Linked DNA regions of Homo sapiens: region 1 is linked to region 2. A link is a loop called in an ENCODE intact Hi-C map of the cell type or tissue named here. Cell type or tissue: ascending aorta. All regions are shown on one strand. Links, peaks and the distances in the headings refer to the core of each region. The heading gives the core; the rest is flanking DNA.

Region 1 (4,106 bases), core at 1,607-4,106, 280 kb after region 2:
CGTGGAAGCTGGTGGAAGCGGCCGAGGAGTGCTGGTGACCTCAGGGGTGGCATGTGGTTTGCTACCTGGTATGGGTGGGGGCTTCTCACTTCTCAGGAGCGGGACGTTAGTACCTGTGTGCAAAATGGGAGCCATTATCTCTGCCCTTAATTTATTTAACAAATGTTGTTGAGCACCTACTCTGTGCCGGATGCCGTCCTAGGGGCTGGAGACACTGCATGAACAAGACAAAAACTTGGGCCCCTGGGGAGGTTATAATCTAGTAGAAGGAGACAAAATGAGTAGATGGATTATTAAAAGCATATGCATTGTGAGAAAATTCCAGCAGGTGCAGGGAATAGAGAAAGGGAGTGGTAGGGCCTGTGATACTTCAGGTTGAGCTGCTTAGCGCTTTTTTTTTTTTTTTTTTTTTTTTTGCCCTGTGGGCCCCTCTGATAGCTGGTGAAGCCCGCACACCTTTCTCAGAACAATGATATTTTTAAGGTATAAAATCAAATACAAAGTATTACAATAGAAACCATTTCTATTAAAACATAGCAAAATACTTTAAAAATTGTGGTAAATGTGCTGCTTTATTCAATGTATTAAATAAGATCTAGCATTGGGCCTAATGACAACCATGGTTTTGAAGTTGTGATGAGCATAAAAGATATTTAGAGCAATCTGCAGCAACTGTAATGTGATATGTAAGTATCTGTGACGTCTGTTGGTGACAAGGTCACAGGTACGGCTGATAATACCTCTGTGGTTTGTTGCCTACGCTCGTACTTGAGAGTGATGCTAAATTTCAGTTAGAGGTTAGGGACAATACAATTGTAATTTTTTCCTACCCTAGTTCTCAGGCTCATTCAACTCTACGGAGCCAAGTTAAAAATGCCTTCCAGGTGTAGTGGTTTACGACTGTAATCCCAACACTTTGGGAGGCCAAGGCAGGAGGATCACTTGAGCCCAGGAGTTCAAGACCAGCCTGGGCACATAGTAAAAGCTTGAAAAAAAAAAAAAAGAAAGAAAGGAAAGAAAGAAAAGAAAGGAAAGGAAGGAAGGAAGGGAGGGAAGGAAAAGAAGGAAGGGAAAAAAAGAAATAGCCGGGCATGGTGGCGCTCACCTGTTGTCCCAGCTACTCAGGAGGCTGAGACAGGAGGATCACTTGAGCCCGGGAGGTCCAGGCTGCAGTGAGCTATGATCATGCCACTGCACTCCAACCTGGGTGACAGAGCAAGACCTTGTCTCAAAAAAATTAATTAAAATTAAAAATGCCTACTTCAGATAAAGTGACCAGGGAAGGCCTGACTGAGAAGGTGGGCGACCTGAAGGAGGGTTTTAGTAAGCTTTCAAATGCTGCTGTGGGCCCGGGGCCCTGTGGCAGGGCACTGGGACCCATTAGTCCTCCGTGTCTCCAGTCTGGCCCCTAGGGCTCTGGGCTGTCTGCCTAAACTCCCCGTCATAACCAAGAAGGTGCTGGACAATGCTGGCAGGGTCAGAGGCTCAGGGACCCCAGGAGAGTGCTGGGCTGGTTGGAGGAGAAAGAGGTCCAGCAGAGAAATGACCTCAGAGTGAGGAAAGGCAGTAGGAGGGGTCGGGCAGGGAGCCCGAGGCATCTGCCTGGCACTTCCCTAGACCATCTGCACTTCTGCTTCCAGAAATCATACAAAGTGGCCCCTGTGACCTGAGAGTGGGAGACCAGGTCTGTTCTGACCTGGGGCTCCGGGGGCAAGTGCAGTCAGAATTTCTATCCCTGCCTCAGCCGACTGGCTTAGGAAAAGGCTTCCAGAGAAGCCCCTCATTTCCCAGCTGGAGTGACACTCAGTGGGTCTTGAGCTTTAAATTCCCCCTGGTGTCTCAGAGGGCCTTGGGTCCTGTGGCATGGCTCCTGGCAGCCTGGCTGGTTTAATTTTGTTCCGGATTCTCCTGCCTCTGGGGCTAGAATTTTCACTTGATCAGTTGACTAACAAGTACCCGGCCATGCAAAGAGAACTGTGAGATACTGGTCTCCACCCTGAGCTTCATCTCCCACCTGCAACGTGGGGCTGTTGAAACCTACCTGCTCACTTTGGAGGCGTGTCAGGGGGACACCAGAGGGATGCGCTTGGGCAGCCTCTCTCCTTGACCATCCTGTGCCAGCCCTGGGGTACAGGTGAGAGTGCGAGACCATTGGCCCCTACCCACAGGGAGTTCCCAGGCCTGTACGTGGGATCCAGAGGCAGGGATAGGGGGATAAAGTCTGGCTTGGGGGATCCGCAAATCTCCCCCGCTCCCGGCCACCAATCTCATAAAGCATGAGGCTGTGGATCGTAATAGAGAATAGGGTGAGAGGAGGACTCTTACCCAGACCCCCAAACTCCCAGACACATCAGAGAATTCACTGTAGAAAGTAGAGAGAAGACTGTCGAAAGTAAATCTTCATAAACTGCTTTCTACACGGAGAAACCCGTCTGAACATAAAACGATAGAAGAACGAGAAATAGAAGTGAAAATGAAAAACCACCCAGCGTGTGAAGGCAAAATGTGCAGGCCTGTGCCCGGGGAAACTGATGGCCACAAATACAGCATGGAAAGTATTAACAAGCTTAATATATAGCAATTTTTAAAAGGCACTAAAACCTTCACAGGAAAGTAAAAGAACATGAAGCAGTAATTTGTGTTGGATTATGATGGATAATAATCATATAAAAAGTTTCATTCTCACTAGTAATAGAAAAAAAGGCAAACAAAATCAAGAGCGTGTAAAAGATCTTCCATCTTGATAGACACATCCCTGGGGTGTGACGCAGCCTCACACGCGAGGGTGACGACTAAATCTCTCCGGAGAGTCATCTCACTCCAAGAGGGATCCGCGCCCGTAATATGTCCCAACCCTCTGCTGCCGTGAAATCACTCACCGCTTCTTGGAATCTCTTCTAAGGAAATAAGCAGAGATGCAGACAAAGATTTTTATAAACAGAAGGTCACTTTCATTTTATTTTAAATGGTAAAAAAAAAAAAAAGTAGTATTTTAAAAGTTTTTTCCCCTCTCAGGAATTTTGAATGGAGACTTTGGAGCCAAATGTCTATCTAAAAATAGAACATTCTGGAAATAACAGTTGTGTCTACAGAAGAAATGTCTGCAGCTCCCAAATCAGTCCTTTTTCAGCTCCAGCTGCACACATCAATAAGAAATTAGCAACGATGTAAATACCCGAGAGTAAGGAGGTAGATAAATAAAAGATGAGGAGGCTTCCTTGAGTTGAAATATTTTGCAGCCATTAAAAACGAAGTTTATGGAGTTTTAATGACGTGGGAAAGTGCTTCTGATGTGAGGTTAAATGAAAAAAAAAACAGTATGAAAATCTGTATTTTAGTACCACTGCGACTGTGTAAATATACAAACCCATACAAAAAGAGCTGAAAGGGAAAACACCAAATGGTAACGGTGTCTATCTCCAGCTAGTGGAACCGTGGGGGGGGGGTGTCTTTTCTTCTTTATTTATATTTTGTATGTTCTTGAATTTTTCTACAAAGATCACCAATTACTTTCAGAAAATAGAATATACCCATCCTGCTCCCCACCACAAAATCGTGTGGGTCTCTGAATAGAAGAGACAGCAGAAAGGCCAAGAAGAGGGGAACATGAGCCAGGGTGGTCACGGCATGGGGCGGGGGGTTGACAAAGTTGGCGTCAGACCCCCAGGGGCCTTGAATGCCAAGCCCAAGAGCTTGAACTTCACCCAGAGCCCTATCTTCTGCCCATGTTCAAAGAGGACAGAGTGCCCCTTCTTGACAGTTAGGGGCTTCCAGGGGTAGATACAGGTGGGAGAGCAGGGTATTGTGGAAGCTCCAGGTGCCAACCACCTGCCTCTATTCCCCACTCTCCCCAGGGAAGAGTTTCACCCTGACCATCACTGTGTTCACCAACCCCACCCAAGTGGCGACCTACCACCGAGCCATCAAGGTGACCGTGGACGGACCCCGGGAGCCCAGACGTAAGTGCCACCGAGCCCCCTGAGCCCCTGCGCGGGGGAGGAGGGTCCAGTGCGGGAAGGACAGCAGCTAGGTCAGACAGATGGAGCCCTCCTCGGGGGGTTGCAGTCCTTGGCTCTGTGCCCCCACACACTGCGTGCCTGCTGGCA
Region 2 (5,779 bases), core at 2,004-4,503:
GTGTTTTATTCCCCAGCGTTCTATGTTTGTTGTCTTGGGAAGTGTTGACAGGTGCACAAGGCAGAAGTAATAACAAAAGTGTTTGTGGGTGCTCTTGAGAAAAGGTGTGCTAGGCTGTTTTTTTTTTTTTTTTTTTTGAGACAGACTCTTGATCTGTCGCTCGGGCTGGAGTGTCGTGGTGCGATCTTAGCTCACTGCAACCTCTGCCTCCCAGGTTCAAGTGATTCTCCTGCCTCAGCCTCCTGAGTAACTGAGATTACAGGTGCCCGCCACCATGCCCAGCTAATTTTTTTTTTTTGTATTTTTAGTAGAGACGGGGTTTTGCCATGTTACCCAAGCTGGTCTCGAACTCCTGTGGCTCAGGCAATCTGTCTGCCTTGGCCCTCCAAAGTGCCAGGATTACAGGTGTGATCCACCGCATCCGGCCAGCTGTTTTTGCATTGCTGTAAATGAATACCTGAGGCTGGGTCATTTATAAAAAGAGGTTTAATTGGCTCACGGTTCTGCAGGCTGTATGAGAAGCATGGTGCCAACATCTGCTCGGCTTCTGGTGAGGACCTCAGGAAGCTTACAATCATGGTGGAAGGTAAAGGGGGAGCAGGCACGAGAGTGGGAGCAAAAGAGTGGGGTTGGGGGGCGGTTCCAGACTTTTAAAGAACCGGAACTCATGTGAACTCACGGAGCAAGAACTCACTTATCACCAAGGGGATGTCGTTAACCCATTCATGAAGGATCTGCCCTGGTGGTCCAGTCATCTCCCACCAGGCCCCACCCCCGACATTAGGAATCATATTTCAGTGTGAGATTTGGGGGGAACAAACAAACATCCAAACCATATAGAAAGACATCCCCTGGTTCTCAACAGCCCCCACTCTCATTTTTTGCAGGAGGTGCGGAAGGTGAAATGGGTAGGTGGCTTATGAGCATAAGCTGTTGGTAATTAGATCCTTCCTTGGCCTCAAGTCCTCCCTATTTCTCAATTGGCCACGCTGTTGGAGAAAAAGGTGTGGGACAGGCCTTTAGGATCACATTACTGAGGGAGAGGAGGCAGTTTCAGAGGACACATTCCCGGGGATTTGTTTACCTGTTGACCGGATCTTGTGGAGGGCTCCAGAGAGCCTGTTCCCGACAGGCGACCTCCAGCGCTGTGGGTGAAGGGTGAACATGGAAGCTGATGGCCATGACTGTCAGAGGAGCTGCAGTGGGGTCTACTGGATGGGCAGGCCCGTGTGGGATGGAATGAGGCTCAGGGGAGTGGCAAGTCCAGAAACAACTGTAACAGAGGAGGGACTAAATATGATGAGGTGGGAGGATCAAGAAATGCAGAAAAGATGCAGAGGGGTCAGATATGGTGGCTCATACCTGTAATCCTCGTGCTTTGGGAGGATAAGGCAGGAGGATGGCTTGAGGCTGGGATTTTGAGACCAGCCTGGGCAACATAGTGAGACCTCATCTCTATAAAAAGTAAAAAAAATTAGCCAGGTGTGGTGGCGCCTGCCTGTAGTTCTAGCTACTTGGGAGGCTGAGGTGGGAGGAACACTTGAGCCTGGGAGGTTGAGGCTGCAGTGAGCCATGATCACGTCACTGCACTCCAGCCTTGGCCTGGATGATAGAGAGAGACCCTGTCTCAAAAAGCAAACAGACAAACAAACACACACCAAGCAGGAGCCTAAAGAGCCACTCCACTCACGTAGAGAAAACTTCACACACAGGAGCTGATTTTCGGAGCGTGAGAGCCCTATGGCTGGGCACTGTGGTGGTCCTTGCCCTCCAGACAAGGGAGCAAAGGCTCAGAGGTTTACGCTACCGGTTCCAGACCACACTGCTGTGAGTGGCAAGGTGGGGCTTCGAATCCAGCCCTATCGGCTGCCAAAGCCGCATTGCTCATCCACCAAGCCACACTTCCTCTCAGCCCTGCCTGTTCATTAAGGCTCTTCTCGGAAGCTCCAGGTGCCCGCATACCCTCTCCCAGTGCCCCTGCCATCTGTCCTGACTCCCTGCCTGTCAGAGCTTGGATACCACGTGGTACTTGGCCTTCTCCCGTAGATGCTTCTCCCCTACAGACCTGGCCCAGATAGGCAGGCCTTTGCCAGCCTGGCCATGCCTGGCTTGGGCGAATGTCGACTCGTGTCGTCCTGTGAGCACGCCATCCCAGGGCACTATGGTGGATGCCTCTGTAGCACAAAGAGACTGGGCCAGGGTCCTTGAGGGCTCGGGCTGGAGCGGGGGCCCTCACATTCCTGCTGCCTGCCAGCACTGTCTCCAAATGCCTGTCAGGTTGTAAAGGCGAAGAGTTGTGCATAACAGCTGCAGAAATCAAGCTGGCTCAGAAGAGCTCAGCCTGCAGAGAGAAGAAAATGATTTCAGCAAGAAACAAGCTGCAAATAACTCATAATGACCAGAGTGGGGCCCTGCCGGCTTTGCTCTGGGTTTGGTGAAATGTCTTAAGATATTTTTCCAAAGCCCTGGATTTGGCCAAATTGGAAACGTCCTTCGGCAAATGCTTTCTTTGCCTTAATTCTTAAAGTCAAGACTATTTGGAAGGCGATCTCCTTTGCTGTTTCAGATTCGTTTACTCTTGACACATCACAAGGGGCCTGCTGGGCGAGAGCTGTTTATAGGAGCAGATTTTAGGAATCAGAGGCTAAAGCAAGAAAGGTTTGGTCCATCCCATTAAGCACACCTCCCCCCATCCTCCACGTGGGGAGAAAGCCCTGGAAACAAGGGACTGAGGCTTGGGATCCCTGGTGGAGGTCAGGAAGTACCTCCTCCGTCACCCCTGGGCACCTTAGAGTTGTCTCCCAAAGCCTCCTCACTTTTCTCTTCTCTTGGATTCTAGAAATGCTGCCGAACTCAAAGCCACAGACCCCAGAGACCTACAAGGCAGTGTAGGTCTCACGAGCCTTGGTCTCACGTTGCTCAGGGGGGTCTTCCCTTCCTCTCGGCTCCTCCCACCTTCTCCTTCTGCACGACACCTTGGGAGGGCCTTGTGAGTGGCTTCTGTGGCACTGACCCAGGACCCCAAGCTCTGTAATTAGGCCCAGAGCCTCAGGTCTTTCAGCTCTACCCTGGACGTGGAAATAGAATCCTGAAGGCTTTTTGCTTCTGGTTTCTAGGCTGTCTCCCCGGACACTGCCTCGCCCTCTGCGGGGCTCTGAGTTCCTGGTGGAGGCGCCCACAGTGTGTGGCTGGCTACACTGCTCACTGCAATGGCTATAGGAGGTGAACACGGGATCAACCCTGCCGGGTTTGCTCCTTCGCAGTGACGCACGGCTCCGAGAACACACTCGGCCTCTGTATTTTGGCTTCACGTTGGAAAAATCTGCAACAATGCCTTCTGAGTCAATTCCACTGGGGCTCTGGTGACAAACCACTCTGGTTGTGTCTGGTGGCTTACAGGGTCCCCAGAGCCCTTTGATGGAATTACAGCTGCTCCTCTGTGCCGTCGCTGTCTCTCTGCCTCTGTCTCGCTCAACCTCTGTTTCTCTTTCTCTCTGTCAACACGGAAGGAGCTGGAACCAAACTGGAATGTGTGCTTGGGCAGCCTCAGTCCCGAGTGCCCACGAGCTGGTGTGTCTTGGCAACAGTGGCCCAGCAGCGCCCTGGCAGAGCCAAGCAGATGAATGGGTAATTAAACCGAGTGTTTCCCTACTGATACTTATTTCCCTGGTTCCAAATTTATTACTTAATTAAAGGGTATTCACAGCCTGCCAAGAGATGCTAGATCTTTCTTTCCTGTGCCAACAAATAGTTCCTCTTATACCCCTCTTTTGCCCTCAATTCTGCCTCTCTCTTTTTGTCTATCTGTGTCTCTGTCTGTTTCTCTCTTCCTCTCTCACAGACCCACATCCACACCCACGCCCACAGAGTCTTAGATCAAATAAGAGTACTAGTTGTTAGTAATTTCCTTGGTTAAGACTCTTGATAGTTTTTGCCCCAGGACAAGGCAAGAGAGTTAGTCCCGGCTCTTTTCTCCAATGGCTATTTAGTCCTGTGGGCTTGAGGTTTGGGTCCAGGGAGAGAGGAGTCAAGGGAGTGGTGGCTGAGGCCATGCTAAGGCTGGCTGGACCGGTGGGGACGTTAGTGCCCCTGACTTCCCCATCGTTGTTTCCAGGTGGGCACTGCCCCCAGGCAGCTTTCTCTCCTCTGCCCGCTCAGCTGCTGCTCCCCGCAGACTTCCTCATTCCTTCTGTTTTGCCCCATCTGAGATGAGCCTGTGTGCTTTGGAACACAGCAGACTATTGTTCCAAAGACAATAAAAAAAGATTGGGAAATGTAGTGGCTGTCACTCCCCAGTGCCTTCAAGTTAGAATTCGACGTGTGTGTTCAGAGGGCCGTGGTGAGATTGCGCCTGCCAAGGTAGAACAAACAAAAAGGAGTAAGAGAGAAAAAAGACAAAAGCTGGGATTAAACACCCCAAAAAGAAGATAAAATAGGCACCTCCTCCCTTAACCTCCCGTGACAGATTTAAAGCTTCATTAGTGGCCCACAAGGGGTTCTCAAGCAGCTACTGCCTCATCATCATGGCCATTAACCAGCGTGCAAATGACCCGCCGAGGGCCCTCGACCTGTCATGGCGCTGTCACCAGCGTGGTTTATGGCTTCTGAGCACCAGGTCCCAGATGGGCAACATGATCCTTTGCTTCCCTCATCAGAGCAAATCTGGACTTTAGAGCTCGTAAATTCAGCGGGGTGTCCCAGGGGCTGGCTGACATCTTGGAGGTGCCGGGTGAGGATTTATGGGCCCAGCCATAGTTTTGGGGGAGCCACAGGTTACCAGCGCAGGCATTAAAAGATACGGAGTTGCCCAACACAGCAAATGATGGCCACACGGGTGGCTCAAAGACAGCAAGGCTTAGTCAGCATGAGAGAGGGCGTGTGGTCCCTTAATGGGACTGGTGGCCGCTGCTGTTTACCCAGCCGTGGGGCTAGGAGCGCTCTATGCACTGTTTTCCTGCCCTCAACACTCAGGCAGGGGGCTGAGCCGGGATCCTGACTCCCAGGCTGGCCAGTGGGGTGGAGCGAGTCCTCACTGCCCCACAGCTCTTCCCAGCTATTCCATTCCCAGGCTGCCTCCACCTCCCACCCCTCCAACCCACCCTGGCCCGGGGTGGCTTTGCACACTTAGAACAACCTCTGGCTTGGTTGTATTAGCAGAGACATGGATCCTTAGTGTTCCTAAATGGCAGGTCTCAGGGCCGGGGCAGGGACACTGCCTCTCCACCCAGATTCCACCTGCTCCATGCCCTGGCTCGTCCCCACCACCAGCCCTCCAAATCCCCGTCCCTGCTGGTATTCATTCATCCTCTGGAGCCAGGCTGCCCATTCAGCTTCCTGCTCTGTCACTCACTGCTGTGTGCTCTTGGACACATCACTTAACCACGCTGGGCCTCATTCTCTCATCTGTAAGAGGCAGGTTTTTACAGAAGTGCCTACGTGGTTGTAGGGTTGTTGTAGGATTGCATGCGATAACCCATGTAAGTGCCTGGCCCGTAGCAAATGGTTGATAAATGTGAACTTTTTATTTATGTTATTATCATCATTGTGCCAGCTCGTCAGACACTACCTGCCAGTCCTTTCGGTGAGACGGCCTGCCTGGTGTCACACTTAATGTGTGTGTCTAGCTCTTTTTTTTTTTTTTGAGATGGAGTCTCGCTCTGTTGCCCAGGCTTGAGTGCAGTGATGTGATCTCGGCTCACTGCAACCTCCACCTCCGGGTTCAAGCAATTCTCCTGCCTCAGCCTCCTGAGTAAGCTGGGATTATAAGCGCCCCCCCCAC

What was found. Peaks named below come from ENCODE experiments on the same cell type or tissue, not always from the same donor. Only the 100,000 strongest peaks of a DNase experiment are listed, where the experiment ranks them.
Region 1: a loop joins it to region 2, with 2.1 times the contacts of the local background. A loop is called at or near these places in 60 of 110 quality-filtered maps.

What each region holds. Positions count from the first base shown.
Region 1 is chr1:24,919,093-24,923,198 of GRCh38, reverse strand. It overlaps RUNX3 (RUNX family transcription factor 3), which reads left to right. Exons shown (of 5, transcript NM_004350.3): 3 at 3,855-3,959. It overlaps MIR6731 (microRNA 6731), which reads left to right and starts at 3,783; the gene lies at 3,783-3,854. In ascending aorta, for the core only: no CTCF peak of the experiment used is centred there; a DNase peak (open chromatin) is centred at 2,818; H3K4me3 peaks cover 1,059 bases; H3K27ac peaks cover 912 bases.
Region 2 is chr1:25,196,581-25,202,359 of GRCh38, reverse strand. No RefSeq gene overlaps it. Among named protein-coding and RNA genes, the nearest start is that of SYF2, 33 kb to the left of the region's middle. RefSeq lists a silencer at 571-745 and an enhancer at 2,811-3,310. In ascending aorta, for the core only: a CTCF peak has its summit at 3,411; a DNase peak (open chromatin) is centred at 3,449; H3K4me3 peaks cover 1,153 bases; H3K27ac peaks cover 1,496 bases.